Linked DNA regions of Mus musculus: all the other regions are linked to region 1. A link is a loop called in an ENCODE intact Hi-C map of the cell type or tissue named here. Cell type or tissue: left cerebral cortex. All regions are shown on one strand. Region 1 has its middle 7.4 kb from the start of Camk2n1. Region 2 has its middle 13 kb from the start of Gm32871. Region 3 has its middle 62 kb from the start of Vwa5b1. Region 4 has its middle 12 kb from the start of Gm32930. Region 5 overlaps Pla2g2f (phospholipase A2, group IIF). Region 6 overlaps Pla2g2e (phospholipase A2, group IIE). Region 7 overlaps Gm32770 (a long non-coding RNA gene).

Region 1 (4,000 bases):
GGCTCCCAAGAAGCTTCTGCCCCACGGACTGGACAGATGGTTCGGCGATTAAGAATACCAGCTACTCTTGTAAGGGACCTGAGTTAGGTTCCCCAAACCCACATGGTATCCCACACCCAGAAAATTCAATGCTCTCTTCCCCCACCAGACACACACTTGGTGCACAAACAGACAAAAACACCCATACACCTTTAAAAAAAAAAAAAAAGCCTTGATTTCAATAAGAATGGAGTCAAAACATGACTGGTAAAGGGGTGGGGGGTGGGGCGGACAAAAGAGAAGCTGACCCCATTCCAGCCCAGAGAGGTCACAGAGCTCTGACCCCAAGCTCCACCCCACCCAGTGATTGTCACCTGCTCTGCTCAAGTCCTGCCAACCAAAATACACATATGTCCACCTGCAGGCCCCTGGAAGATGGCTGTCAACTGTCACCTCAATCTTACAGTTGAGGGCATCCAGGCCAGAACAGCAAAGTGACAGCCCAAGGCCACCTTGGCACTGAAAGCCAGCATTTGGGAGAGTGGGTGCAAGCTTCTTCACCCCGCCTCACCGTAACCATGGGAACTCGTCCCAGGCCAAAGGAGTCTAGGAAAGAGATAATTCTCTTCCCAAGGTGCAAAACCTTGTGTGCAAGATTTCTAGGAACCTGAAGGGCTTTCAGATGATGAAGAGAAGGCTGTGTCCTAGAAACAGCACGGGGGCATCTCCCTCCAGGGTGTCCTTGGGACAACATAGCATTGAATCAGTTCGCACTTCCAGCCCATAAGCCAAGGAATGAATGAGCTAAGGCGAGCCCTGGATCTGAGCTCAGAACAGAGAGCTCTCTCAACCCTGGCAAGAGAGACACACCAACTAGCTGCTGAGCCCAGTCTCCATACAGAAAGCAGGATGGCCCCATAGTTCCGTCAGGTGAGAAAGCCATCCTGTGAAGAGACTCGGAGCAGCTTTCGAAGCACTAGTTAGTGGGGGCAAACCCCTTCCTCCCCATTACTCCCCCCCCCCCGCCCCCGCTGCCGCCCCCGTGTAACCTGGAGACAGCACTGCCCTCTCTGAGCCAGAGTTCCTCTCAGACATCAAATGAGAGAGTGAGGCTCAGGCAAGGTACGGATGGAGTCTGTACCTTAAACCAAAACAGGGAACAACAGTTCCATGCAGTGGGTCCCTTCGCCCTTAGCCCTTGGGATCTGGAGAGATGGACAGAAATCCCCGTTTAACAAACAGGCAGAGTGGGTGGCTGAAGGGCAGCCCATGCAGAATTAGGGAGGATCTGCCTGGCAGCCCTGGGGCAGGGGTGGTTGAGTGCAGAAAGCTATTTGGTCCAGGGGGCGGGGCCAGATCGGAACACGATGAGAGGACGAGGAAGGTCCACAGAAATCAAAAAGAGCTAAAAAGTGGTCAGCGGAGAAGACCAATCCAACCATCAGGAAGGGTCATAATGAAAAGGGCCAGGGCATAGGAGGAAGAGGAGAAAAGGCAGCTAGAGGCAAAGGAGGCAGGCAGCTGGGGATAGGGGTAGGGGTGGGGGCAGTGGCGGAGGGGGAGTGGGTAAGGACAGGAGAGAGGGGAGTGAGAGCTGGCAAAGAGCCAGGCTGGGGAGAAGTAAAATTTCTCCCAGAGAAAAATCAGAAGCTAAAATCTGTGTCATAAGGGTTTTTTCCCCAGCATCCCTCCCCTGCGTGAAGTCATGCGCATATTTTAAGACATCTGATGCATTATGCATATCTAGTTGAGTAAGGGAAAGATGGCTAGCGCATTGAAAGACGTGAGCGCTTGGGAAACCACAGCGGGAGTAATGTGAGGACCCCCTTCTCCATTCCAGCACTTTGCAGAGTGTCTCCAAAGTCTCACACTTTCAGCCAGTGCCCTGGTGAGCTGGGCAAGGAAGGTGGAAACTCCAGAATTTCAATTTCATCCTTACCAGGGTGTGCCAAGGTGGTCCTGGGCTTGGCAGCCTGGGGTCCTCCCTAGCTAGAGTCTTCTCTCAGACCTCTGAGGCCTTTTCCCAGGCCTCCCGGTCTAGACAATTGCACAGGCCTCTGGTCATAACCTGTTTCTCTTCCAACGTCCCCGGAAGTCCTCAACTGTGGGCGCACAGCACCACCTGGTGGTCATATCAGACGCTGCGCTATGGGAGGCTTCTCACTTGGAGTAGAGCCGGGGAAGGGTGGCAGAGAGGAGGATGGATAAATATTGCAAGCAAGCTTGAAGCGCCCTCCTGAGGAGCACCTGGCTAGGGAGGGAAGGCTGTGAAGAGCAGGAGCAAGCACTCCTTTGTACCCTCAGGCACTCAGATGCCAGGCACTCCTTTGTACCCTCAGGCACTCAGATGCCAGGCACATTAAAGGCCTCATAAACGTGTTGAGCTTTTCTGTGGCCGCCACGCCGCCAGTCTCAACCCAGAATAATAGGTAGCTGCTTTGAGCCCACAGGAGGACCCCCTAAAGTGAGGTGGTGGGCCGGAAGGCACGAGGAGGAAGAGCAGAAGCCGCAAAGCCCCTCCCTGCGATGCCTGCCTGTGTTCCCAGCTCAGCTTTGCCCACTCCAATCAGGGAAGGGAAATGCCAAGTCCCCCGGCTGGCATCTGGAAAACAATAAGGCAGCTGCAGGGAAGTGACTAATGAGCACTTCGGGGAGCAACTAGGGACATCACGGATGGAAACTTATCTCATTCTAAATGGTTAAGTTAACGCTATCTAATTAGAGAGGAAATGTGCTGCGCACCCCGGCTCTCCACAAACGCCATCCTGCGGCTGTGGTACAGCTAGGCCAAAACGAAGCGGCACAGCTCCCAGATGCCCAGCCCACAGGAGGGCCCCCAAGCACCTCTTCCGCTCTCCATCTTGTGGACACACGAAATGGCTGAGCTGGATGGAGCTTTGGAGTGTTTGAATCCCACCTGCTCCTTTTCTAGTTAGAACTGGAGGTCAGAGAGGTTCCACCACAGGACAGAGATCACACGGCAGTCAGGCGCACCATTCTGGAGGCTGAGGCAGGAAGGACCTGAGTTCGAGGCCATTCTGCACTGTATAGTTAAGACCTTGTCTTTATTTAAAAAAAAAAAAAAATGGATCCAGGACCAAAGAAAACCAGAGTTTGAATCTTTTAGCTCTCTGTTTGGGAAGTTTAGTTACCATAGTCTGGTAACGGTGCCCTGGTGTGCTTGTGTAGAATCTTCAACTCTCTGGGTGAGTCACTTCACATGATGTCCCTCCTATATGAGTCACCCCTGTTGGTACACAGGCCCTAAAAGAGCCCCCCTCCCATCACTTAGCATCCAAGTTGCTGCACTCATCTGTGGACCATAGGCCAGCTCCTCCAGGCAGCCTCCCTTCAGTCCATGGACAGGTGTGAGGTTGATCTTCTTTGTTACCTGGATTTAGAATCACCTAGGGCAGGGGTTCTCGGCCCTTTAATGCAGTTCCTCCCTTTGTGGTGACCCCAACCATAAAATTATTTTCTTTGCTACTTCGTAACTGCAATGTTGCTACTGTTATGAATCATTAAGAATCATTCAACTCCCAAAGGGTTGAGAGCTACTCACCTAGGTGATGTGATCTACTGCCTGGGTGTGTCTGTGACCCTCGTGAGTGTTGGTATCACTGTCCCACGGACTGGGCTCTTAGACCGAGTAAAAAGGGGAAAGGGAGAAAGCAAGCCAAGCTCTCATTTTTCTCTGCTTTGTCTTCTGCACAGATGTAAGCAAAATGCCCACCATCACTCCTGCCCCACCATGGTGGACTGGTTCCCCTAAAACTGTGAGCCAAAATAAACACTTTCTCCTTTAAGTTGCTTTTGTCCGGTATTTGGTTAAAGCCATAAGAAAGGCAACTGATACAGGAACTCTGTACCAGGAGCAAGGACCATTGCTGTGATGAGCCACGCCATGTGGTCCATGGGCCGCTGGACTGGTTTGCAGAAGGTAGGTGGAAGAGCCTGGGTCTACGGGCTAGAAAAGCCCTAGAATACAAGGAAAGGAGCTTAAGGGGGCCACAGCAATGGA
Region 2 (4,000 bases), 350 kb before region 1:
AACGGGAACACTTCTCAGTTCACAAGACATCACCCTACTGTCCCACAGGTCTGCTGGACAGACCTGATGACTAGCCAGAATTCTCTCTCTCTCTCTGTCTCTGTCTCTCCCTCTCCCTCCCGTCTCTCCCCCCATCTCTCTCCCTCCCTCCTTCCCTTCTTTCTTCCCTCCCTTCCTTTTTTCTGCCTGACTGCCTGTCTGTCTGGCTGTCTTGTCTTTCCTTCTTTCCATCCATCTTTCTTTCTGTCCTGGGGGATTAGGGTGACAGGGTCTTGATATATAGCCCTGGCTGGCCTGGAATTTGCCATGTAGACCAGGATGGGGTTACAGGTGTGCACGGTCACCTCCAACTGAAACACACTTTACAATAACACAATGTGAAAGAACCAAGTGGGGAACCCCCCCACTCAATTTCCAATTCGGTGTGCACCCAAAGAAACACTAGAGACTGTCTTGATGCAAACACACGAGGTAGTTTAATGACGGAGCTCTGGGCCGAAATGTATCTCACACAGGAGACAGCAGTTGTCGGCCACATGGCTCAAAAGCTAGGGGTTTTTATAGAAATGAGTCTGGGGCTGGGGGAGGAATTGGCGCGGTTTCACATGATTGGTTCATTTAAATATCAGCAGACTGTATGTGCAGATCGAGGTAACAGCAGAGCATCCAGTTAACATTTAACTTAGGTCAGAAGGGCGGGGGATAGGGAGGCGCTGGGCCAGTCAGGACATTCTTTTATGTCTTCCCTATCTTTATGGCTAGTTGGTTCCTGGGATGACTTTACAGCCTTTGTTCTTTGCTCTAGGCTCAAAAAGCCCTCCTAACTAGCAAGCTGCATGAGTCATGGACATTGAATTTTAATTCTTTCTTTCAAAGGTCTGCTGTCTAAGAAGCAGCTCCAGGGGTCTCATGGCCTGGACTCTGTTGAGACATTCCTTCTGATGGGCATAGCTAATTTGTTGCTGTATCTACCAAGTCATAAAGCCACATGCAATGCCACCAGCAAAGGACAGCAGGAATGTATAGGACATGGGGCTGGGGATGTGGGCAGGAAACACAGAAGCCTTGACACCCTGCCCCCCACCTGCCACGTTACTTAAGATACGATTGGTGGATTGTGTGAGAAGGTCCAGGTTTGTCTTGCTGAAGGTCCAGGTTTGTCTTGCTAATGTTCACCTACGCTTTCTACAAGCACCTGGCTGTTTGAATAAGAGGTGGTCACATGGTTGGCCTTCTGTCTTAATGCTTCAATCAAGAGTTATCAAAAGTAGACAATTGCTGGGCGTGGTGGTGTATTCCTGTATTCCCAGCACTTGGGATGCAGAGGCAGAAGGCTCAGGGGTTCAAGGTCATCTTCGGCTGACCTTGAGTTCAGTGTTCAATTTCAGAGTTCAATGACAGCCTGGGCTACTTGAGTCTCTGTCTCAAAGAGGTTGAGGGCGCTAGAGAGATGGTTTCACTGTTCAGCATATCTGGTGCGTTTGCGGATGATCTGAGTTTAGTCTCCCCAGCTCCCATCGTAGGCAGCTCACAACTGCCCGTATGTGCAGCTCTAGGAGATCCAGTGCCTGCCCTCTTCTGGACTTCTCAGGCATCTGTATTCACATGTACATGCGCACAGACATACACACACACACACACACACACACACACACACACACACACACACGAAAGCAACCTTAAAAACAAATAAACAATCCAAAACCAGAATGCGGCTCACAGCTTCCACAGGTGACCTAAGGCCTTTGATTTCTGTTCTCTGTGCCTCAGTTCTATGGCTGTCTAGTGAGCTCATAAACACCTTCATTAGTTTGCTGGGCATGTCTACCTGATAATGTGCTACCGGTTGGAAGCACACATCCTATTGCCTGGCATACAGTCGGCACTTGATAAATGGTGTGTGTCATGGGAGCGGATCACCAAACCAAGCCTGAACACTCTTAACTGCAATGTCAGCCCCTAAACACAAGGAAGGAGAGTTGGGACAGCTGTGAGCCAGAGGTAAGGAGGAGCCCCTCCCCTCTCTTCTCCTGAGCCTCATGGATTACCTCAGTGGATGTGACCAGAGTTCTCCTATAGGGAAGCACCAGTGAGATTTCAGGAGGAAGACGGCCGTTGTGAGTGAGACAGTGCTGTCAGGGAGACTCTAATTGAACACTGGGCAAACAAGCCTGCAACTGCTCCCAGTGGCTGCCCATTCCCACACTCCACCCTTTGCCTGTGTGTGTATCGGGCCCTATGCACCAGCTCCACCTAACCAGCAAAGTCTTCTACACCAAGGCTCTGCTCCAGACCTTCCTCTTCAAGACAGTGTGTCATCTCCATCCTCCCCAGCAGGGGTCCTCCTTCCTCTTCTGATCTCCCTCAGCCCCCTTCCCTTCCTAGCCAATCTCCCTCCCAGTTAATCCTCCCTCTCTGTGTGTGTATTTCTGCATGTGTGCACACATGTACTCATATATTCCCGTGTGTGAGTGTGTGTGTGTGTGTTGCCAGAGGGTAGGTGATCCTGGGAGGCTCTCACTGAATCTGAAGCTCTCAATCCAGCTATACAAATTAGCCAGCCAGCCAGCACCGGGTGTCTACCCATCCCCTGCCTCCTTAGATGGGCTCACAGGTGTTAAATACCATGAAGAATATTTTACATAGGTTGTAGGGTTTAGGGTATCAAACTTAAATCCTCATGTACATGCAACAAGCACTTCATAGACATCACCTGCCCTTTCTTACCCTTTCTGAATGATTCTGGGTCATCAGGTCAATCCCCCTGCACCAATCTATAACCACGGACTTACTGATCTTTCCCTAGCACAGGGAAAAGCTTAGGAAAACACAAGAGACCCTTAGAGGGAGAAAGGCTGCATTTCGGAGTCACATATTCGTCTATGCAAAGATTCAGAGTCTGGAGATGAGCCAAGCCACGTGTCAAGTCTGAGCACCCAACTCGAACTGAGTGAGGATTGTTTATCTCAGTGTCTAAAATTCGTTGAGTCATCTGTCATGAACTGCCGATCTAGCAAGTTCAGAATGTTGTCTGACTGGTTTCCCATGAATCAAAGCGAGCCAGTTGCTGGGCCAAGCTTACTCAGGTTTCCAATAAACCTGTGGGCTGTAAACTGTGAGCCTGTCATTACCTTCCAGATCATCTCTCAGTCTGGACAGGCCTGCAGCCTCGTGGAAGGTTCATTCCAGTGTGGAACGCCTCAGATTGTAGGACTGCCCTTTACCAAGTGTTCTGACCCAGGCCAAATCTCCCAGAAGCCCACACAACTAAGAGGGAACCTGAGAACTGAAAGAGTCTTGAGGAAGGTTGTACTCCAATCTGTGATGGAGGTAGAACTCAAAACAGGCTCTCTGACTCTGGAGTTTGGGGCGGTCCAAGCAATCCAAGCCTCCCTGTAGCCAATTCACAGGACAACTCAAGGGACCTGGACAGCGCTCCAGTGCTTTGCTAGGAGGCTGCTGTCCCAGGAGAAGAGTTATGTCTTGGTGGCATCCATGAGCTACTACTCTTGGCTCCCCAAGTCACAGTGACAGCAGACACATCACTTCTCCGTGGCTTTCTGGATCATTTCATGGGGCACAAATAAGCTGCCCTGGGTGACAATGAGCCCTGGGGAGAGACTGAAGGACACAGCCATAAAAAGTGTCAATAAAACACATCACCCATCGCCTCTGATGCTGACAGTCACCATGATGGCCACAGATGCTGGGTTCCACATGGGCCCCTGTGCTATAAAGCCATAGTACATATTTCATCATCATGATTCGAAACTGGTGGAGACAGGACTGAAATTCCTCTTCACGCATAGTAGTTGAGGCTCAGAGAGTGCCAGCGACGTGCACTCAAGAGACTGCAGCCTAGAACTCAGGAGGCCCCCAGCACTGACAACTGGACCCATAGAGTACACTGGGCTAGTTTAGTCTAGAATGTATCTTGCCTTTTGGCTCCGTGGCTCAGCCTTGGCTCGAGGGATAGATGTCATTTGTCCTGGTGAGAGGC
Region 3 (4,000 bases), 110 kb before region 1:
CTGTTGGTGTGACAAGATTTGACTTGTGTCCGGTCCTTTTGTTCTCAGAGGCCAAACTAGCAGGACAGGGACCAGTTCACCTTCCTTAGTAAGCTGCCCCTGACTTGGCAAGGCTTTCTCCTAAGATGACCGACGGTCTTGGTTTGCTGGGGACTGAGAGGTCGTGGGGAGGTTTTAAACCTGAGAAGTTGGTCACAGTTCCTACCAGGAATTCTGGGACCCAGAGTGATAAAAACCTCAAGTTTAAAAGAAACAGGTCACGTGAGTACCAGCGCCACTCAGGCATTAGCTAGGGACTACCCCCGGGGTACCAATTCCGCCCAGGCCATCACAAGTGCACCCATGGAGCTGGCCCGACAGCCTGAGAAAGCCGCCAGTCAAACCAACACAGATGTTGGCACTATCCAGTGGAGGACCCGAGCCAGATGTGCGCATGGTCTCCTAGCAGAGTTCATCTGTGTTGCCTGCTATCCCAAGCCTTCTGTAACAGAGAGTGACCAGGAAGGATGTTAACAACTGAGACTTTCTAACTTACAAAGAATAGAATACCTTCTCTTCCTATGGGACATAGTTTAAAATTAGGATGCTGAACTGTGTTTAATTAAACAGCATCCATAAAATGTGTTTATTCAACAGGCCACAGCTTCCAAACTTGTCTCCCCCAAACAAGTATGGGGCTCGTTTGGACATCACAAAGCAACTCACCTTTTCCCCCAAACTGGTGACCCCCACAGTGGTCAATATTGATTGTCAATGTGACCTGAACTGGAACCACCTAGGAAATGCATCTCTGGGCATGTCTATGAGGGGTTCTCTAGATTGGCTTAGCTTAAGTATGAGACTCGCCTTCACTTCAGGTAGGACACCCCACGGACTGATGTCCCAGGCTGCATGAAAGACAGTGAGTAAGCTAAGTACCACCTTCCACGAGCCTCTGCTTCCTGGTTACAGATGTAATGTCATGTGACCTGCTGACAACTCCCCTGCCATGTTCAATTGCACTCCCTTGAACTGTAAGACAGAAAGAACCCCACCCCCTTAAGCTGCTTCTTGTCAGGAATTTTGGTCACAGCAACAGGAAACGTGATCAATACAAGCCCTTAGCAGACTGCAGGGGAAGTGGTTGACTAAATTAGGAATTTCCCACCAGCCCCCAAACATCGCAATGAAGCACTATCAGTTCCCACAGGAATGCCAACAGGCTGAGCTAAAGCAGTCGGTGACACCCTGATGGCACTTCCCCCTCATGTTCTACTGACCCTCCTGTAAAGGCCAGGCCAGGATGGCGGTGAGGACCTCCTTGTCCCTCACACTGGTAAGGATGCACTAAAGATTAAAAGGGACTCCTGGGCTAACTCCAGCATCTCCGTAAGACAGGAACTGACCACACCCGGGATTCTGGGCATGATAACAGCCTGTACCCTGCAGGGCACTGTTGCCTATCACACCATAGCCTGAGCTCCCCGTGAGCTCTCAGGTCCCCTCATCCTGGTCTACCAAGAGGACTCCAGCCCCACCCTGTCAAACTCCATCATTCTGCTGGAAGCCCCAGCTGCACTCACTCACTGTGACCCTGGGAGCATCCAGCCGGAGCACACCCAACGTCCAGCCCAGGTCTAGGGTCTTGGAAGAAGAAAGGGACGCACATGCTCTATTGCACAATGAGCCCTGGATCATCTTAGTGATATGTGATGCAAAGGGCCCTTTCCTATCCCAGATACCTAGAAGGTGGGCCAGACCCCACTTTAAAACCCGGCTCAGCCGACAGTAGGGAAGCTGTTTGCTATAGCTTTCTCAGCCATCCTAAGACAAACTGGTCCCAGAAAAGCCTCAGACCTCAGATCCAGCGGGTAGATACACGTTCTGCCAGGCGTTGACACCTTCCCTGTGTCACCCCACTACCCCCCATCCCCACCCCCCCACCCCACCCCACCCCCACCCCGGCCTGGGTGACTTCTGAACCTGGAACTCCCTGCTGGAAAGCAGGAGCTGTTTACCAGATCTCTTCTGCACTCAAGTTGGCAGTGCCATCCTGACATCCAGCAGAGGGCGCTGTGGGTGTGCACTGCCTTCCCAGACCAGGGCTGTACACAGCCTGGGTATGGGAACTGAGGAGCAAGCGTAAGGATGGTGCCCCACGACCCAGGCTGTTCCTGTCAACCACCTCTCTCCTCTCTGCTAAAACCAAGCACTTTGTAGCAGCCCAGAAGCCGGCTGACAGGCGCCATGTACAGAGCTGTGTGTTCAGACCCCAGGCTGGCTGACCTTTGCAGGAGAAAGTAACTATGTGGTCCTTGCCTGCTTGGCCCATTCCTCCTCCTCTCCTCCAAAATATTTGCACCACTCCCCACAACCTCAGGCAATGCCTACTTCTTTCAGACAAACTGCCCAGACGTCCTCTCAATAGTAACTTCCTATTTTATTAGTGGTGAGGGGGAGTGGTCTATGTCTTCCATTAGACTAGGAGCTCCCAACTCTAACTCTCTCTCTCTCTCTCTCTCTCTCTGTGTGTGTGTGTGTGTGTGTGTGTGTGTGTGTGTGTGTGTGTGTGTGTGTGTGTGTACTGCTGCATACCACCCTGCCCCCATCAGATTGGAGGCCTTTCACGGGCAGGGATTTTATGTCCTTCATCAGACAGGGGTTCTCAAATAGAGCTCTGTCTCCTTCATTGGCTATGACATCCTTCAAGGCAAAGCTTCTCCCACTCCCATAGCACCCGTGTAAGCACTGGCTTCAGTCAGTGATCAGGTTAGGACCATCCTTTCTGTCATTCACTCCAGAAGGGACCTGAAATGACTCAAGCCCCATGATCTTTGCATACTGAGTATAAAAAGTTAGATATACCAAACATCACCAAATTCAGGGCGAGAAACGGAAGGGACAGATGGAATTTTAAGAGTGGAGACCTTTGCTTGGTGTCTCAGTCTCTGTGAGCCCCCATGGGCCAGGTGAGTTGTCCCTGTAGGTCTTGTGTCGTCCTTAAGCCTGCGGGCTCCTAATCCTTCTCCCGACTCTTCCACAGGACTCTCTGAACTCGGCCTAATGTCTGGCTGTGCATCTTTGCATCTGTTTCCATCCGCTGTTGGATGAAGCCTGACTCGGACTCTGTTGCCTGTCTTTGGATCCCTCTCCCCTAGCTGGACTTAGTGCAGGAAGATGAGCTTAGTCCTGATGCACCTCGATGTGCCGGGCAAGGGAGGATGGAGGTGAGAGTGTGGGATTGGAGGAGAGGCTGCAATCGGGATATAAAGCGAATGAGAGAATGAGTAAATGAATGAGTGAATGAATGAGAATAGAAACCTTGGCTTCTCATGCGTACCACCCTTCACTCTTCCCTGACATATCCACACCGTCACCCCAGACTCTGCTCAGATCCCTGCTGTGCTATGCCAGCTGTTCTCCCTGCCTGCAGATGATGGCTTCATATCCAGCCTCCACACTGCAACCAGGGAAGACTCAAGCATCCTCTAGGCTCCCTCTGCCTCAAGAGGGAAAGTCTGGACTCAACCTCACAGGCAAGATCTCTCATCTGGACTGGGGGTCCCACTTTCTGGTCACTTCTTATGTGTCATACCCGAGATCTTTCCCTCTATTGACAAGCCATGTCACCTACTAAACCTAGAAGCAAAATGAAGTCCCTGCCTGCACTGCCATGCTAGGCTGTCACAGCAAAGCACCACGCATGAGTGTTCAGTACAGGCAACTGCTGTGCAGCCTCCCCAGAGGTTCCTATCTCCAGCACGCTTTTTTTAACAAAGACTCTGAGTCAGGGCCCAGCCAGATGACTTCACTTTAGCTAAGTTGCTCCCTTTTAAATGTGTTAATATTATTATTTTATAAGCGTGTGTGAGTGTATGGATGTGTGTGCATGAGTGTGAATGGGTGTGAGTGAGTGTGTGCATGTGTGTGAGCACGTGTATGTGAGTGTGAGTGAGTGTGTGCATTGTATGTGAGTGTGTGTGCATGTGTGAGTGTGTGTGAGTGTGTGCATTGTATGTGA
Region 4 (4,000 bases), 400 kb before region 1:
GTCATGGTAGATGAGTGTGACCCTCATAGCCCAGGCCTAATATGTGACCCTAAATTTGGTGATAAAAGCTTATAACTGAAACCGAGTGAATTCAGTGAGAGAGTTGCTGCTGGCGTTTGCAGAGCTGCAATGTGGAACATTCCAGAAGGACCAGACTGCTCACCCAAGAGTGTCACTTTTGGAGGTATGTGTGTGGGAATCCCACACCTTAGAGACAATGAGGTATAATTTTTGATTTGAATGCAGAAGCTTCTAAAAATATTGCAGGATGGAAAATACTGCCTCTAAAAGAGTCCTTACAAGAAGAAGGGAAGCTAGGCAGCTCACGGATGGAAAAATTCCAATCTTGTAAACAGAAAAAAGGATGGATAAGTGTCTGCGTGAAAGGCAAAATTAGTGCTGTTTAAAAGAGCCTGGGGGGCGGGCGAGAGGGCTCAGAGCACCGGTGAGGGGGTTTATAAGCTGAGTGATTCCTGGAACCCACATGGTGGAAAGAGAACTGATTCCCATGGTGGTCCTCTGACCTCCAAATGCAGATCTGTACACAGACACACACACACATACATACACAGACACACATGCACACACATACACACACACACACACACACACACACACATGCACAGGCATACAGACAGATAGGCAGACAGAAAGACACACACAGACACACAGGCAGACAGCCAGACAAACACAGACAGACACACACACAGACAGACACACATACACACACAGACACACACACATAGACACACACAAACACACACACACATAGATACACACACAGACATACACACACACAGACAGAGGATTCCTATGGTCCCATGCCATGTAGTTAGTACAGAGTACCTGCTTGTAACCAGATTTGCTCTGTTTCTGGGGGTCAGGAGAAGTTTAGCCCATAGTGCAAGGTCACAGAGGGGCTATCTGTCACCTTCTCCAGGCTGTATGGGCAGCTGGGTGTGACTTGATCTGTGGGACCATAGCTCCTGACCCAACGCTTCCATCCTGAGCTTTCCTCTCTCCATAATCCCTCCCCCCTGCTTTTCTGCAATTCTCCCTTTGAATGAGAGCTCTTTTTCTATCTCAGACTGGCCTCAGATTGGCAGCCCACAAGCCTCAGCTTCCTGGGTTTATTTATGGGCCTTTGCCACCAAGATGGGTCTCCGCCTGTCTTATCTGTGGCCAACACATGTTCATTGTAAACAATGTCTTACCCCCAAACCTATCAATATTCCTTTAGTGCAAGGTTTAGTGGACAGTTCTTGGCTGATGGTCATTTGTAAAGATTTCTCCTTCAGTAATCCTGAAACGTCCCAATGCTGCGAGCCTTCAATACAGTTCTTCATGCTGTGGTGACCCCCCCCAACCACAAAATTATTTTCCTTGCTACTTCATAGCTATAATTTTGCTACTGCTATGAATTGTAATATTGATATCTGATATGCAACCCCTATGAAAGGGTCATTTGACCCTCAAAGGGGACACAACCCACAGGTTGAGAACCTAAGGCCCAGGCTTAGCCATTTTCCTGGCTAGCATCTTAAAAGGCCCAGTCAAACCTTTAGTTGCAGCTATTCACAGTTCAGACTCCAGGTATTACAAATTCTCAGAGGGAGCTACGATATGGTTTCTATCCTTGGAGAGTCTCAGGGGCACCTGGAAGATAATTTATGCCACCCATCCCAAGCTGCAGGGAGGCCCAGTGCCCAGTAGATGGCAGCATAGGACCGTCCAGCCCCATCTAATGGGGACGTGTGCTGAGTGGGGAAGACTCTGGGTTTCACATTGCCTTTTCTCCCATCTTCACCACCCAAATTACACAAGCCAACATCAGAGGGACAGTTCAGAGCTCTGGGTGGCCGAACATCTTTTCTCAAGAACCTGCAGGTGACATTTTACTACTTTCAAACTTGTGGCACAAAGAAAAAAACAGCTAATCACTTTATATAATAAGGGTGCCTGTCCCCTGTGTGGAGGGGAAGAGAAGAAACTTGCCTCAACCGTAGACGCTTAAATCACACCGAAATTCAGCCATTAGGTTTATTCCGCAAAGAAAGGGGCAAGAGGGTCTGGGGCTCTGTGCTCAGAGATTCATATCACTGGGGCAAATACAAAGGAGAGTCAGGCAGACTTGGATGGGCTGGTTTGCCTCTGGGAAGCAGACAGGTGCTCTCTGGCCAGTGTGAATTTGTGTGCTAAGTGCTGCCCACCGCACACAGAAACTTGTCTGCTGAGGTCTGAGGACTGCAGCCACATCTATCTCCCCCCCGTTCTTAGGTTAGGAAATCTTTCTTCCTGGAAGTGGCAAATGGTTAAGGGATCAGAAGAGCGCATATTCCTTTTCACTAAAAAAAAATCCAAAAGGAATTTCCTATTACAAGGTTTAACTCCTTGTTTGTTGTGATTTGAGGCAGTTCTCATCTGCCTGCCTCTGCTTCCTGGGTGCTGAGATTAGAGTGTATACCTCCACACGCAGCCAAAATCAAATATTTAACACACACGTTGGTTTACATGTGTTGGTCAGAGAAAATAGAGATCTAGGGATAACGGCTCATGTCTGAAATTCCAGCCCTCAGGAGGTCGAGGTGGGAGAGTCATGGCCAACCTCATCTGCCTGGACGACAGAGCGGGATTTTGAAGGGAACAAAAAAAAAAGGAGAAAGGAGAGAGTTTTATTTGGAGAGTTGTTAGTGTCATAGGCAGACAGGAGCATAGTGTAGCTACGGTCTCTCTCTCTCTCTCTCTCTCTCTCTCTCTCTCTCTCTCTCTCTCTCTCTGTATGTGTGTGAGAGAGAGAGACAGAGACAGAACAGGAGCGGGCAAGTGCCAAGCCTTCCCTTAGATACAATGAGGCATTGTTCTTAAAGATTTCTGAGAGACAGAGTGGATCCCACATCAAGAAGTAGCTGACTTAATAACTAACAACACAGTGTGTCTGAGTCAGGTGTCTGGAGTTCAAGAATGGTGGGGGGAGGGGACAGTCCACTCTAGTGAGGGTTTGTATGTGCTTCTGTTTGTGTGTGCTTTTTCATTTACATGCATTTTCATTTGCATGCATTTTATGTGTGTATGCATCTGTCTGTTTATATGTTCTCTGTGAGTTTGTGTGTGAATGCGTGTGTCTGTGCATCTGCACATGTGTGTTCATGGATGTCTGTGTGTTGGTGTCTCTTTGCGGGCATATGCATGCATGCACATTGTGTGTGTTGGTTTTGCATGTGTACACATTATATTTATGTGTGTCTGTGTGCCCTAATGAATTTGTGTGTGAGCTTATGTTTGTGCACACATGTAGGCATGTGTGTGTATACAGGCATATATGTGTTTGTATGTGAACATTTGTATGCTTGTGTGTTCTTGGTGTACGTGTGTACACATGTGTGTGTCTTTTGTGTGCATGTGTGGGTTTCTTTTGCATGAATTTGTGTTTGTGGGTTTTTTTTAACATCTGCATGTTGGTTCCTGGGTTTGTATGCATGTGTGCTTATGAATGTATATTTTGTGTGTTTGTGTGATTTTGTATTTGTACTCCACATGTGAGTTTTTGTGTGTGCATGTGTGTGTATACATGTTTATGCGCATGTTTTCAAATGCCTGTGTGCTTGTGCTTGTGAGTTTGTGTATGCATTCAGGTGTGTTTGTTTGTGCATGTATATATGTGTTGATGTTTGAATATGCATGCGTGTTTGTGTGTTCGTGCTGGTGATTTGTTTGTGTCTGTGTGTTTGTAATACCCCATTTTTCAGAGCTAGCAATGAAACAGGACAGTATAAAATAGCAGGAGAACAGTATAAAACAACTTCAAAATTATTCATATGTAAGTAAAACCTGAATCCCTGTGGTATTAGATCCAGTGGCCAGAAAACCAAGAGGAGGATTGGGTCTAGGTGGCTGAGGGCAGGAAAAAAGAAACAGCGTTCATTCACACACTCAAGACCAGTCAGAGACAAGCACACAGTGACCACGTACCAGCAAAGACACACGTGGTTAGACATACACT
Region 5 (4,000 bases), 300 kb before region 1:
CCCAAACTAATAAAAACCCTCCTGTCTTGGCTGCCACTGCTGGGTCCTTCTTAGGGTCAGGGTGGGTACAGGGATGCACTCCTAGGTCTCCAGTACCGAGGAAGGCAGGTTCCTTTACGTGTCACGGCTGGCCGAGCTCCATCTTTCCCTCACCCCTATGCTTGTGGGGAGATACGGCCCGGTGAGGCTAAAGGCACAGCTGAGAAGGGAGGAAGGTGATGCCCAGGTGATGGACAGGGGCGTGGGGACCCACCACTCCATGATGACAACCTGTGTGGGCTGCTTCAGGCATCCACCTTGCCCGGGGCACTGTCCCAAAGTCTCTGAAGCCACAGCTGTGCTCCGAATCATGCAAACGGCCATCGACTACCCCTCCCTTTGTGCTTCCACACTGATGTGCAGCAACGAGTGGCTGAGGTGCGGACACCGCCCTCTTTTAGGGCTGTATCTCTGGTTGTCCCTTCTGTGATGGAACCTCTGGCCTAAAGGTCACAGCCTGATAGGGCAGCCAGGAAAATGGCAGCTATCTTAGTGAGCTGAATGAGGGTGGGAGGGTCAGAGAGAGGCAGGAAATCAGTCTCCTCCTGGTACTAGTTTTGAGGCCAGATGCCTCAGATAGAGAAAGTGGGGCAGCCACAGGAAGCCATGGAGCAAACCCATCTAGGTCCCAGCCCCTGCCTCCTCTCCCATTCAGGTTCCTTTACGTCTTCTCGTCTGGTTCCTGAATGGGCACAGTGTCCAGAGGCACGAGTGTTTGTCCAACTTTGATGTCTAATGCTGAGACAATCATCACGACCAACAGGCAACTGGGGGAGCCCAGGGTTTATCTGCCTTATGCATCTCTGTCACCGTTGATCATTGAGGGAAGTCAGGGTAGGGCTTTCAGCAGGGCCAGCGGCAGGAAACAGAAGAAAGCAGCTCTCTAAGTTGCTCCCTATGGCTTGCTCAGCTTTCTTTCTTATTCAACCCTGCCTAGGGATGGACCGGCCCACAGAGTCTGGACCCTCCCACGTCAATCACTAATCAAGAAAATGCCCCATAGGTACCACTGCTGGCCAGTTTGATGGAGGCAACATCTCAGTAGAAACTCCTTCTTTCCCAACTGTAGGATGTGTAAAGTGGACAAAACCAGCCCAGCCCAGTGTTCCTGGGGGTATGGGGGAAGAAGTTCCCAAGGGAGGGGAGGCTGACACACACAGCTTCTGTCCCTTGCCTCAGTCCTTAGTGGAGCAGCCTTTCTGCATCGCAGACCCAGCTCATTAGGAGATTCTAGAAGAAGACAGAGACTCTGTATCCTTAGTGTCTCCTGGGTATGGCCTCTGTTCCCCAAGAGCCCAGGCCTGGCGGGTGAGGAAGGCCTTAACCTTCACACACGGTGCTCTGTGGTATGCCAGTACAGATGAAGATGTTCCAAGTCTGGTGGGGAGAGGGGCGTCCCAGGGATGCCCAGAGGCCATTCGGGTAGGGCTGGGGAGAGAGGAAGGGCAGGAAAACCAGGACCTTGAGGTGGGCTCCTCACTCCCACAGTCTGTCTCTCCTTTGTTACTCCGGCTCAGCCTTTCTGAGCCCTGAGGTTGTCTGCTGTGCACCCCCACCCCCCAATATCTCCTCACCCTGGCACATCAAGTGTCTGTGGGGCTAGGTGCATCCTCTCCCACTGAGGCCAGATTTATGACTGTTTTTCTAGGACTTGGGTGACACCTGGTGGTCAGTATAGGTCACACCTGGTGCTATTCACCACATTGGCTCCTCTGCTGTGGAACTACAGTGGGGTCCCTATCCCACAGACAGATCTCACCCCAGGCAGCCAATGTTCCCCTGGAGCAAAAGGATATTACCTCCACCATCTTTTCATGGACACCAATACTACCTCTCAAAACCGCCAGACGTTTCAGGCAAAGACAGTGGACTAGGTGGTACCCAGCTCAGCCACTGGCTGGCCACAGGACCCTGGGCAAGTCACATCACCCCTCCAAGTCTCAGCCTCTGCACTCTGCGACTGGTGAGTGCACAGCAGAGGTCTGGGAGTCGGGTGGGACTCAGGTCAAGAAGGCGCATGACCTAGTACAGGGTCTGGCATGGAGGACAGAAAGGGTTGGAGCTGGTGATGACGCCTCTGGTTCTGGTGTTGATCACCTATGGGTCTCGAAGTCAGGTAGGCAAATAGGAGCAGGAAGAGGAAGAAATGGATTGGCCATGACCTTCCCCACAAACAGAAACCTGGCAGAGACAACGCTGTGGATTAATGAACCAGTCTGGTCCTGATTGGGGGGTGGGGTGGGGGGAGTTGAAGGGAGCTTAAGGAGGAGGGAGTGGGGGGACACTTACTTCCCAAGCTCACAGGCCCCTTCGCCCTGGGCTGGGCTGGGCTGAGCTGGGCTCCGTGTGCATACAGTAGGTACTGGGCTGGGCTGGGCTGAGCCGGGCTCCGTGTGCATGCAGTAGGTACTGGGCTGGGCTGGGCTGAGCCGGGCTCCGTGTGCATGCAATAGGTGCTGGGCTGGAGCACGGCTATTTACTCAGCCCAGCCTTGACTGTGAACACAGCCCTTCCTCCCCCGAGGCTGGCACAGCGACACCAGCTGTCAGGCTCCCCAGTTGTGGCTTCCTAACGAGCAGCTGATGCCACTGTGACTGTGACAAGCAAGGTTCTGGAGAGAAATACTGACATTTCCTAGACTCAGAGACAGGATCCTGGCAAAGCCAAACCAGACTTCCCTGTAAGGGCCACCACGCAAGAGCAGCCCACTGAGCAGGAGTCAGTCAAGGAGTAACTGAGCAGCTACTATATGCACACTGTGCCCCAAGCTGCCTTATCTCTCCAGCTTGGCAGCCGCCTGAGCTGGGCACTCTTCACCGTTTCCTTTATAAGTGAGGAGGTTAACTCCCAGAGAGGCCACATAAGTTAGTCATTGTCACCCAAGAATTGCCCCCTGACTCCATTGAGCCATAACCTCAGAAAGCTTCGCATCTAATAGCCCTCTCCTATAAAGGGGGATGTGTCTTAGTTGATTTTGCTGTGACAGAGTTCCTTCCTGGCAGAGCTACTTAAGGAAGGGATTGTTTGGGGCTTTTAAGGATTTGTTTGAGGTCATACACAGTCCATTGTGGTGGAGAAGGCATGGGAGCCAGAGCTTGTGGCAGCTGGGTATGTTGGCCTACAGTCAGGGAGGAGGGAGGGAGGAGAGAGGGAGGAGGGAGGAAAGAAGAAGAAGGAGGGAGGAGGGAGGGAGGGAGGGGAAGGAGGGAGAGGGAGAAGGCTAGCGACCAACTACCTTTCTCCTTTACCCCTTTTTATTCAGTCTGGGTCCCTAGCCATGAAATGGTGTCTACCATATACAGAGTTGGTCTTCTCTCCTCAAACTACCTCATAAACACCCTCAAAGGAGCACTTGGAGGTGTGTCTCCTAGGTGATTCCAATCCAGATGGTTTGTAAGGAAGTAGACATCGTGGAAATGAGCCAGATTTCAAATCGGGAGACCAGGCTTGCCTTCCGGCGCGCTGCAGACACAAGCCTTCATTTCCACTAGTGATCCAAGAGTGAGTCACCGAGTCCTAGGGTCTCTCCAGTGATCAGTGAGACCGTGCACGAAAAAGCACACTGGGTGACACACACACCAGCCACTCACCACAGTGAGAAAACTAGAGGAGGAGGCTGGGGGAGGTCGCCCTTATTCCAGCCTCTCTCCCTTCTAGCCAACTCTGAATCACAAGCCACTTCTTTTGTGTCCCTCAGGCACAGCCAGAACCAGGAACATGGCTTCCTGGGTCCAAGACTGACCTCTGAGCTCTCCCTTTCCCAGTTCTGCTTCATCTAGGCTCAGCCTATGAAGGGGAGTTCCTGGACATGGTCAGGTTCAAGCTGTTGGGCAGCAATGCCAGCTGGGTGACAGAGACCAGGGGGTTGGACAGCGCCTGCCTTGGGATGGGTCAGGAGTTGCTGGTGTGCACTAGATCAGCACTCAGAGGCTACCTGTGCCAGCAGCAGGGGCTGGGGTTG
Region 6 (4,000 bases), 440 kb before region 1:
ATTCACATATATATATACATCTCTCCACGAACCCACCCATTCATTCCCCCATATACACACACCTACCCATCCATCCACCTGCTCACCCATGCAGTCCACTCATCATACATACCTCTATCCTCCCGTACCCTCACCCACACAGGCACACATGCATATGTCTATCCATCCATCCACTCGTTCACCTACCCATCCATCCATGTATCCACCCACCCTCCACCCCCACATCACCCATCCATGCCTCCCTCCCTCCAACGAGTTCACATAAAGCACTCAGGGCCTGGATTCTGTAAACACCTAGCGTTTAATGTTATGTTGCTACTCTGACAGCCATCAAGTCTTAGGGCACAAATGCCTGTTCCTGCAGTAGGCATCGAAATGCACTTTATATATATTTAACTAAACTGGAGCACAGGTGTGTGTGGAAGCTATCTCTGTCCCATCTTCTTTGTGCGAACATTTGTGACAATTGGCAACTCTCCTAGATTTCCTACACACCTGGGGTGGGGTGGGGGATCCTGTTTTTGGACTGATTCTGTGTTATGGTTTGTATATGCTTGGCCCAGAGAGAGGCACTATTAGAAGGTGTGGCCCTGTTGGAGTAGGTGTGTCACTATGGGTGTGGGCTTAAGACCCTCATCCTAGCTGTTTGGAAGTCAGTATTCTGCTAGCAGCCTTCAGATGAAGATGTAGAACTCTCAGCTCCTCCTGCACCATGCCTGCCTGGATGCTGCCATGTTCCTGCCTTGATGATACTGGACTGACCCTCTGAACCTGTAAGCCAGCCCCAATGAAATGTTGTCCTTATAAGAGTTGCCTTGGCTACGGTGTCTGTTCACAGCAGTCAAACCCTAACTAAGATGTTCTGCCTCAGCCAGCCTGGCATAGCTCTGAGGTTTCTAACAACATGGCTGCCATGGTTACTGCTGCAGCTGCTGCTCTCTGCCCATCAGTCTCCTGGGCAGCAAGAGCCTTGCCTAGAGCAGTGGTTCTCCACCTTCCTAATGCAGAGACCCTGTATTACAGTTCCTCAGGTTGTGGTGCCCCCCTCCAAACCATAAATTTATTTTTGTTGCTACTCCTCAAGTGTAATTTGGCTACTGTTATGAGCCATAATGTAAGTATCCATGTTTTCTGATGGTCTTGGGTGACCCCTGTGAAAAGGTTGCTCAGTCCCAAGGGGGTCGTGACCCACGGGTTGAGAACCACTTCCGTAGACAGCCTGCTGCTATGAATCAGAAGGACACAGGTCTGTATCTGACTTCAAGTTCAGGGTTCTCCTTGCTTTGTCAGCCGTTTCCACCAATCTTGAGTCAGTGTCCGGGATTGTACCTGGGACAGACTCGTGCAAATGGGATCTAGATGGACTCTGGATTCATTCGCTGAATAGTTATTGAGTCCTGGAAAAACCGAAGACTCTGTGGTCCACGGGCTTACAGCCTGGTCTGAGGTCTAAGCTGGGTCACTGTGGGCTTCTCAGGAGTCTTGTTTCAAAGTATTTCAGTTATTGGATGGTTATACAATTATTAGTCCATCAAGAATGACCTACAGTCAGCCGGGCATGGTGGCGCACGCCTTTGATCCCAGCACTCAGGAGGCAGAGGCAGGTGGATTTCTTAGTTTGAGGCCAACCTGGTCTACAAAGTGAGTTCCAGGACAGCCAGGACTATACAGAGAAACCCTGTCTCCAAAACAAAACAACCAAAACAACCAAACAAACAAAAAGAATGACCTACAGTCAACCATATCCAGAAACAACCTCTGGTCTCCCCACACATTGTAGGCCCCTTTTCTAGACTTTCCCCTGCCTTCATGTCCATTGTCATCCCATTGATGGTGGTGAGGCCACCTGTCACTAGCCCAGGGTGCACTTCAGTCAGGAAACCCAGTATAAGCCAGAGCCTATATCCTTCCTAACAGTCTGAAAGATGGCCACCAGAGGGCGCCACAGGACCACACTTCCTGTCAAATGAGGGTCAGGCTCGTGTCCCTCCCAAGTTTTTTACTTTATAGCCTTGTTTGAGTCAGTCACAACAGACGCACCTGCCGCCCACTTCTTCTTTTTTCAAGCGATGAGATGCTTCCCCTTTCAAAGTTCCCCATGACACATCCCTTTGATTTCATGCTCGAAGAGATCTTGTTATACCATGAAGAAGATGAAGGGAGTGGATGTTTATCTGGTGTCCTCTGTGAAACTCACCCTGTGCGATAGTTATGCTGCTTTGAGCCATGGACCCAGCTCCTCTCGCTCAGGCTGCTGCCCACTTATTACAGATGGCTGAGGTATTGCCGCTGTAGTTAGGAGTAAAATCTGCCACAGGTCTCTCCTGCTGGGAACCCTTTAATGATCCCAACATGCTGAACTCTTCTTTTCTGACTCTGTGTTTAGAGCCCGAGTCAGCTGTGTAGGCTCACAGCTAACCTGCACGGACACCTGAATGCATACCTGGATGGGCACCTGCACAGACACTTGCATGGACACCTGGATGGGCACCTGCATGGACACCTGGATGGGCACCTGCACAGACACCTGCAAGGACACCTGGATGAGCACCTGCACAGACACCTGCACAGACACCTGGATGGACACCTGGATGGGCACCTGAACAGACACCTGGACCTTCCATCTGTTAGGTCCACTTAATGCAGCCATACCTGAATGTCATGATGACACAGCTGGTGCACACTTCTTCAAGCAGTGAAGGGCCTGGAGTTCACCTTCTGGGCAGAGTATTGCCCTTCTGGCCCTCAGATTCCCATCTATCCAAAAAGGAGATTGGACTAGAGGCAGACCTCAGTTGATAGGCATTTGCCTAGCGCAAGGGAAGCCTGGGGGTTTCTTCCCAGTATTGTGTAAAACCAGTTGTTAAAGCGCAGAATCCTAGCACTCAGGAGGTGGAGGCAGGAGGGTCAGAAGTTCATGGTTATCTTTGGCTACATAGCAAGTTCAAGGCCAGCCTGGGTTACATAAGACCTCACCTCAAAAAAAAAAAAAGTGTTTCTGTTTTTTTTTAAAGGTGGACAAGATGGGTTTGCTTTCCCATCTAAATTAGTCCTTGCCAGTGGGGGCGTTTTGAGGTCTGATGACAACAGGAACATATATTTAGGTTTGCATTTTTTTTTGTTTGTTTCTCATAGTAAGCCATCTGGCCAGAAATGTTCCTTCCAGAGAGAACCATGACAGTCTTGGATAAGACTGGAGAGAGAGAGAGAGAGAGAGAGAGAGAGAGAGAGAGAGAGAGAGAGAGAGAGAGAGAGAGAGAGAGAGAGGTGTGTGGCCTGGGCATGGTGACACATACCTTCACCTCAGCCCTCAGGAGGCAGGGGCAGGTGGGTGGGCCTCTGTGTGAGCTTGGGTCAGGCTGTTTCAAAGTCTGAGTTTCAGGGCATGGAAACGTGGGAATTCACTGCTGTAGAAAACAAAGGACTTATGGCTGGCCCTACAGACAGGAGCCACCATGTCACCTCTCTCCCTACTGTATGACAGTGCTTAGCATTGTGCTGGCCCAGGATAGGTGCTCAAAATATGACTGGATGGATGGATGGATGGATGGATGGATGAGGGAACGCAGGTAAACAACTGTGTAAAGTCTGAAGAAATAATGGAAGACTGTTACAGGAAAATAGACTTCTCTTATTCAGAAGAGGGTATTGAGATGCCAGAGGCGACTTAGTGGATCTTGTGAGCGCTGACGAGTCCCGTGACTTCTTCAGCTGATCCCGTGGATCTGGTGTGGTCCTGGAGGCCAGAGACCAGGGCTCATGATCTCTGGGGGGGGCGGGATGAGTCTGCTGGGAGAGGAATCTGGGTTCCGAGCTTCTCTGGGCCTGAGACTGCAGCAGCCTGGGGTGGCTATGGAGCCGAGCAGGGCCTCAGCAGGGTGGGGTGGGCCCAGTACACAGCTTGTTGGGGTAGTGGGCATACTTGCGGTTGTAAGTGTTCAGGTTGTGGCGAAAGCAGAGAGCGGCTCTCTTGTCACACTCGCAGGTATGCCGCTGGCAA
Region 7 (4,000 bases), 250 kb before region 1:
AGCCAGGGCCCTTGGCATTAAAGGCTTTGTCTAGTCTTGGCCGGTTTAGGACATTCCAGACAGCAAAGGTCTTAGAGTTGGATTCTTTGAGATAGAAAAAGCAAAGAGGCAGAGAAGTTCTCCAAACTCAAAGTAGCTTGGAGCAAGGAAGGAAGGAAAGAGGGAGGGAGGGAGGGAGGAAAAATTAAGACGTTGAACTGCACATGAAAGACCCACAACGTGAGGGCTCCCCCACGTTCTGACTCAGGAGAGGCGACACCCCAAAATCACCCACAAGAAACGGGTCTTGCTGCAAATTGCAAGAGGATTTTTATTCAAGAGCGCTCTCAGGCCCATGGTCATACACCACGCAGGGGTAGAGGACCGTGGCGCCCCGAGTAGCTGGGTAAGGGGGTATTTAAAGGAAGAAACCACAACTTAAGGAAGTGGGGAGGGCGATGTTGGAAGATACCAAAGATACCAGTTAAGAGTCACAAGGAAGTGTAAAGTTACAAGAGTCACAAGGAATACCTGGTAATTGTTAACTCTCAAGACAGCTTTTAAGAGTCCCTAACAATAGCACATTTGCATTGCAGGTTCTGGGTGACTTTCTTTGAATGAGCACTCTTTGAACCCAGGAAGCGGGTGGGTGGAGGAATGTTGCTATCTGTTTTATGATTAGCATACCTTTACAAAGGCCACATTTCCAAGCCTGGGCCTAAAGGCCTAGAATTCTGTTTTTATGTTGTTATACTTTCACACACAGCCTCTTTGTACTCATATTCTGACCTGTAGACTCTGTGAGGCGTCAAGCTTCAGGCAAGACGGATCCATCCATCCTTCTTGCTGGGATGATGGTCCAAAAGTAACGGGAAAGCCCAGCCACTGAAAGAGAAGACAAGAAAGCATTTTGCTTCCCTCGGTAGGCAAAGAATCTGGACGGAGGGTCATGCCAAAGCACGACGTATGTTTCAATCCAACACTTTGGAATTTTGAAAGTTCAACATCAGGTAGTCTCTCCCTCTGGGCAGGGGGAGGGGTGGCACTCTTCTCAGTGTCCGCTCAGTGTGCACCTTTTAGACACAGATTGGCTGAAGAGCCCTAGTGCTGTGCAGTCTCTCCTAGTCCATCCCAGAAAGCAAAAAGAAAGCATGCTGTTTTCACCCCTTGTTGGGGACCTAAACAGCCATGTCCTTGGAGACCAGGACCCCACAGCTGCAGGAGATTTTAAATAGGAAAAGGGAGCAGGAGAGAGACCAGAGACTGGAGGTGACCTGTAGGCAGGAGAGGGGGCGAGGAATGCTGTACATGTTCCTTCTCTGTCTTCAGGCACAAAGAGCCCTCTGTGGCATTTAGTTCCATCCCCCACCCCAGTTCTGCATAGTCCCTCACACGGCTGAGTTTCAGAGCAAGAAAGAGACGGCAGTACCTAGACAACTGAACTTGCCCAGAGTCTGCACCTATCGCCCAGAGCCGAGCCAAGGTATTGCATAGAGCAGCAGAGGTCCTCCAGCGACCAACCCCAGCACACACCCACCAGCTGAGGCCAGAGCTGCTACTCAACCAAAGCCAGAAGTATTTTCACCTGCTCTCTGTGGCATGGTCCCAAAAACCCTGAACCAAGACTGGGCCAAGAGGTTCTGTAAGTCAGTTGCAGGCACTGGCTGGCTCTGTGGAATTCGAGAGAACAGTTTCTGTCTCTAGGTGTTCCTGGGAATCAAAGGACGACAACTCATTCGTTCAGTCTATTTACCACCATTCCCTACTAATTAAACAAACAAACAAACAAGACGACAAACCCCCACAAACCTCAGAGCATGAAGAGGCTTTTCTGTCCACTAGATGGCACTGTGCCTCTAAATGCAGCAAATAAGGCCTGGAGCAGACCAGGCGGCGTTCTACTGGTTCCAGCTGGCTGAGAAGGAGGCAGGTACCAGGATGCTGCACTCCTTGGACCAAGTCAAGACGTACAACTGGGCTCTGCAGGTAGAATCAGGACAGAACGGGAAATGGTCAAGAACTTTGAGTCTCACAAATCGATTTGGTTTTCAAAGAGTGTGTCTTAGTTAAGCCCCAGATCCAAATCCCACATGGTAAACACGGGGATATGGTGGCACAGAGGTTTCTGATCCAGGCTGGGCTGGCCCTTCAAGAAACCAGCCTCGAAGAACCAAAGATTCCAAGATGTCTCTGTGTCAGAGTCCCTGCTACAAGTCCTTGATAACTGGCAGTCCATGCCACCTCAGCTTTTCTGCTCAAGCTCACAACATGACAGGGCTGGCATTGCTTTTCTCTTGGCTATAATCTTATTTGTGTGTGTGTGCACTTGTGTGTGTGTGCGCTTGTGTGTGTGTGCGCGAGTGTACAGATGCAAGCTAGCATTTTAATTATGTTCTAGGGATAAAACTCAACATCCTCACACGTGCTCGGCAAGCACATCTACCAACTGAGCCATCTCCCTAGACCCTCAATACAATATAATTGTAAAAGGTGAAGGTCAGTACACACCAATAAATGTTCCAGAACTACCGTGTTTAACACATAGTCACTAAGCCCTTCTTTGAATAACCAAAATCACTGTTTTAGAATTCTTGTAGTGGTATTGAGGGGGATGGATATTACATAATAAAAATATAGCTAAAGCTACACGAGGTTTTGGGGTATATATGGGAAAATACTCAAATGTGAGAAACAGAGCAGAACTTGGGTTGTAGTGTTTGTGTAATAAAAAGTGAACTTTTCTTCTTGCATTGAGAATTGTTTTGTTCTGACATTTGAAAAATATCAATAGCAAATCCTTAGTGCCTGAGATATGTTGGTTTCTGAGCAGCTTTCAGTATTTCCCTAAAAAATATTTTTTTTTCTTGTAGAATCTTTTTCCAAAGGCCACAAGTCCTGTGAAATGTGTGGATGGTTGAACTGTTTTAAAGATTCCTTTCTTAACCTTACCATAGATGCTTTCTCAGTTGATTTTTAAAATTGGAATGTTTTTGGCTACTGGGACAGTTTTAATTGTTAACTTGACATACTATTAGAGTCACCTGGCAAGGAAGTCTCTATGAAGGATCTTTTAGACTAGATTGGTTTATAAGGAATTACTTTGACATTGTGTTAATTGAGATAGGAAAAACTGCCCACTGAGGGTGCTACCATTCCCTAGGCAGAAGGCCCTGTGCTGTATCCAACTGGAGAAAGCATTAATCCACTGCTCTTGTCTCTGGACTGTGTCTGTGATATGATTGGCTGCTTCAAGTTCTTGCTGCTCTCATTTCTCCACAGTGATGGGCTGTAACCTGTAACTGTGAGCCAACTTAACTACCCTTTCCCCTTAAGTTGCTTTTGTTAGGGTATTTAATCAGAGCAACAGAAAAATAGACCTGACAAGCTACTGCAGATTTTGTTTTTCTCTTTAAATTGGAGGCAATGTAATGTTGGAAAAAAATCATGAAAATTAATTTATAGTCTAACTACTATAAAAGAACTACTTTGTATATTTCCATCTCAATGCTGGTCTTACATAAATACCTTTACATAATGTCAATGGTAAAGTGCTTGTTATCTTTTGTAATACTGTTGTTATTGTAAGCCCTGCTAAAGTTGTATTCAGTACCCTCCAGAACTCAGTTCATTAAGTACTAGAGCAATAATGAGTTCCAATATTCCCTAACATGACCTGCTTCATTCTCAGAAACTGTGAATACCTGCAGGTTCTGACTGGTCCAGTTGTACTGTGACCACCCCCCATGCTTCACTGATTCTCTGTTATTTACTCCTGCAGTCTTCTGGGCACCTCTGTTCAGCACCTTCAAAGCTCTGGTCTCTCATAGCTTCCTGTTTGCTGTCTGTGTGGTGAGGAATGGTGTCTCTTGCCTTCCTATCCTGGCTCACCGCTGAGCACAGCACCTACGCTAGGCAGTTCAGTGATTCCTAACAGTGAATCCTCTTGTGTCAGAGAGAGAAGGCTGGGACTCGAGCTTTGGGGGCTGGCAGTATAGCTCAGTGGTGGAATGCTTGCCTGGCA

Evidence for each region. Hi-C counts contacts between places; a loop is a spot of excess contacts. Peaks named below come from ENCODE experiments on the same cell type or tissue, not always from the same donor. Only the 100,000 strongest peaks of a DNase experiment are listed, where the experiment ranks them.
Region 2: it touches region 1 in a loop (4-fold over the local background); 7 of 42 quality-filtered maps call a loop at or near these places.
Region 3: a loop joins it to region 1, with 9 times the contacts of the local background. A loop is called at or near these places in 31 of 42 quality-filtered maps.
Region 4: a loop joins it to region 1, with 9 times the contacts of the local background. A loop is called at or near these places in 35 of 42 quality-filtered maps.
Region 5: a loop joins it to region 1, with 6 times the contacts of the local background. A loop is called at or near these places in 3 of 42 quality-filtered maps.
Region 6: it touches region 1 in a loop (8-fold over the local background); 2 of 42 quality-filtered maps call a loop at or near these places.
Region 7: it touches region 1 in a loop (9-fold over the local background); 37 of 42 quality-filtered maps call a loop at or near these places.

Annotation. Positions count from the first base shown.
Region 1 is chr4:138,445,700-138,449,699 of GRCm38, reverse strand. No RefSeq gene overlaps it. Among named protein-coding and RNA genes, the nearest start is that of Camk2n1, 7.4 kb to the left of the region's middle. In left cerebral cortex, a CTCF peak has its summit at 2,121 (motif pointing left); DNase peaks (open chromatin) are centred at 1,702, 2,113, 2,600, 3,217 and 2 more places; H3K27ac peaks cover 2,533 bases.
Region 2 is chr4:138,791,811-138,795,810 of GRCm38, reverse strand. No RefSeq gene overlaps it. Among named protein-coding and RNA genes, the nearest start is that of Gm32871, 13 kb to the right of the region's middle. In left cerebral cortex, a CTCF peak has its summit at 2,327; DNase peaks (open chromatin) are centred at 2,337 and 3,050.
Region 3 is chr4:138,560,243-138,564,242 of GRCm38, reverse strand. It overlaps a transcript of Vwa5b1 not described here. Among named protein-coding and RNA genes, the nearest start is that of Vwa5b1, 62 kb to the left of the region's middle. In left cerebral cortex, a CTCF peak has its summit at 2,060 (motif pointing right); DNase peaks (open chromatin) are centred at 1,443, 2,054, 3,486, 3,651 and 1 more place; H3K27ac peaks cover 2,111 bases.
Region 4 is chr4:138,849,396-138,853,395 of GRCm38, reverse strand. It overlaps a transcript of Pla2g5 not described here. Among named protein-coding and RNA genes, the nearest start is that of Gm32930, 12 kb to the left of the region's middle. In left cerebral cortex, a CTCF peak has its summit at 1,706 (motif pointing right); DNase peaks (open chromatin) are centred at 252, 1,147 and 1,719; H3K27ac peaks cover 2,429 bases.
Region 5 is chr4:138,746,567-138,750,566 of GRCm38, reverse strand. It overlaps Pla2g2f (phospholipase A2, group IIF), which reads left to right. Exons shown (of 5, transcript NM_001360875.1): 5 at 1-34. Among named protein-coding and RNA genes, the nearest start is that of Pla2g2f, 9.0 kb to the left of the region's middle. In left cerebral cortex, CTCF peaks have their summits at 1,709 (motif pointing left) and 2,576; DNase peaks (open chromatin) are centred at 1,705, 2,602 and 3,498; H3K27ac peaks cover 2,423 bases.
Region 6 is chr4:138,882,428-138,886,427 of GRCm38, reverse strand. Pla2g2e (phospholipase A2, group IIE) reads right to left here. Exons shown (of 5, transcript NM_012044.2): 5 at 3,614-4,000. The coding sequence ends at 3,871. Among named protein-coding and RNA genes, the nearest start is that of Pla2g2e, 6.5 kb to the right of the region's middle. In left cerebral cortex, a CTCF peak has its summit at 1,921 (motif pointing right); DNase peaks (open chromatin) are centred at 1,948 and 3,082; H3K27ac peaks cover 1,265 bases.
Region 7 is chr4:138,698,244-138,702,243 of GRCm38, reverse strand. It overlaps Gm32770 (a long non-coding RNA gene), which reads right to left. Exons shown (of 5, transcript XR_390863.2): 2 at 1,789-1,959; 3 at 1,565-1,689; 4 at 769-864. Among named protein-coding and RNA genes, the nearest start is that of Gm32770, 23 kb to the right of the region's middle. In left cerebral cortex, CTCF peaks have their summits at 1,620 and 1,825 (motif pointing right); a DNase peak (open chromatin) is centred at 1,855; H3K27ac peaks cover 2,627 bases.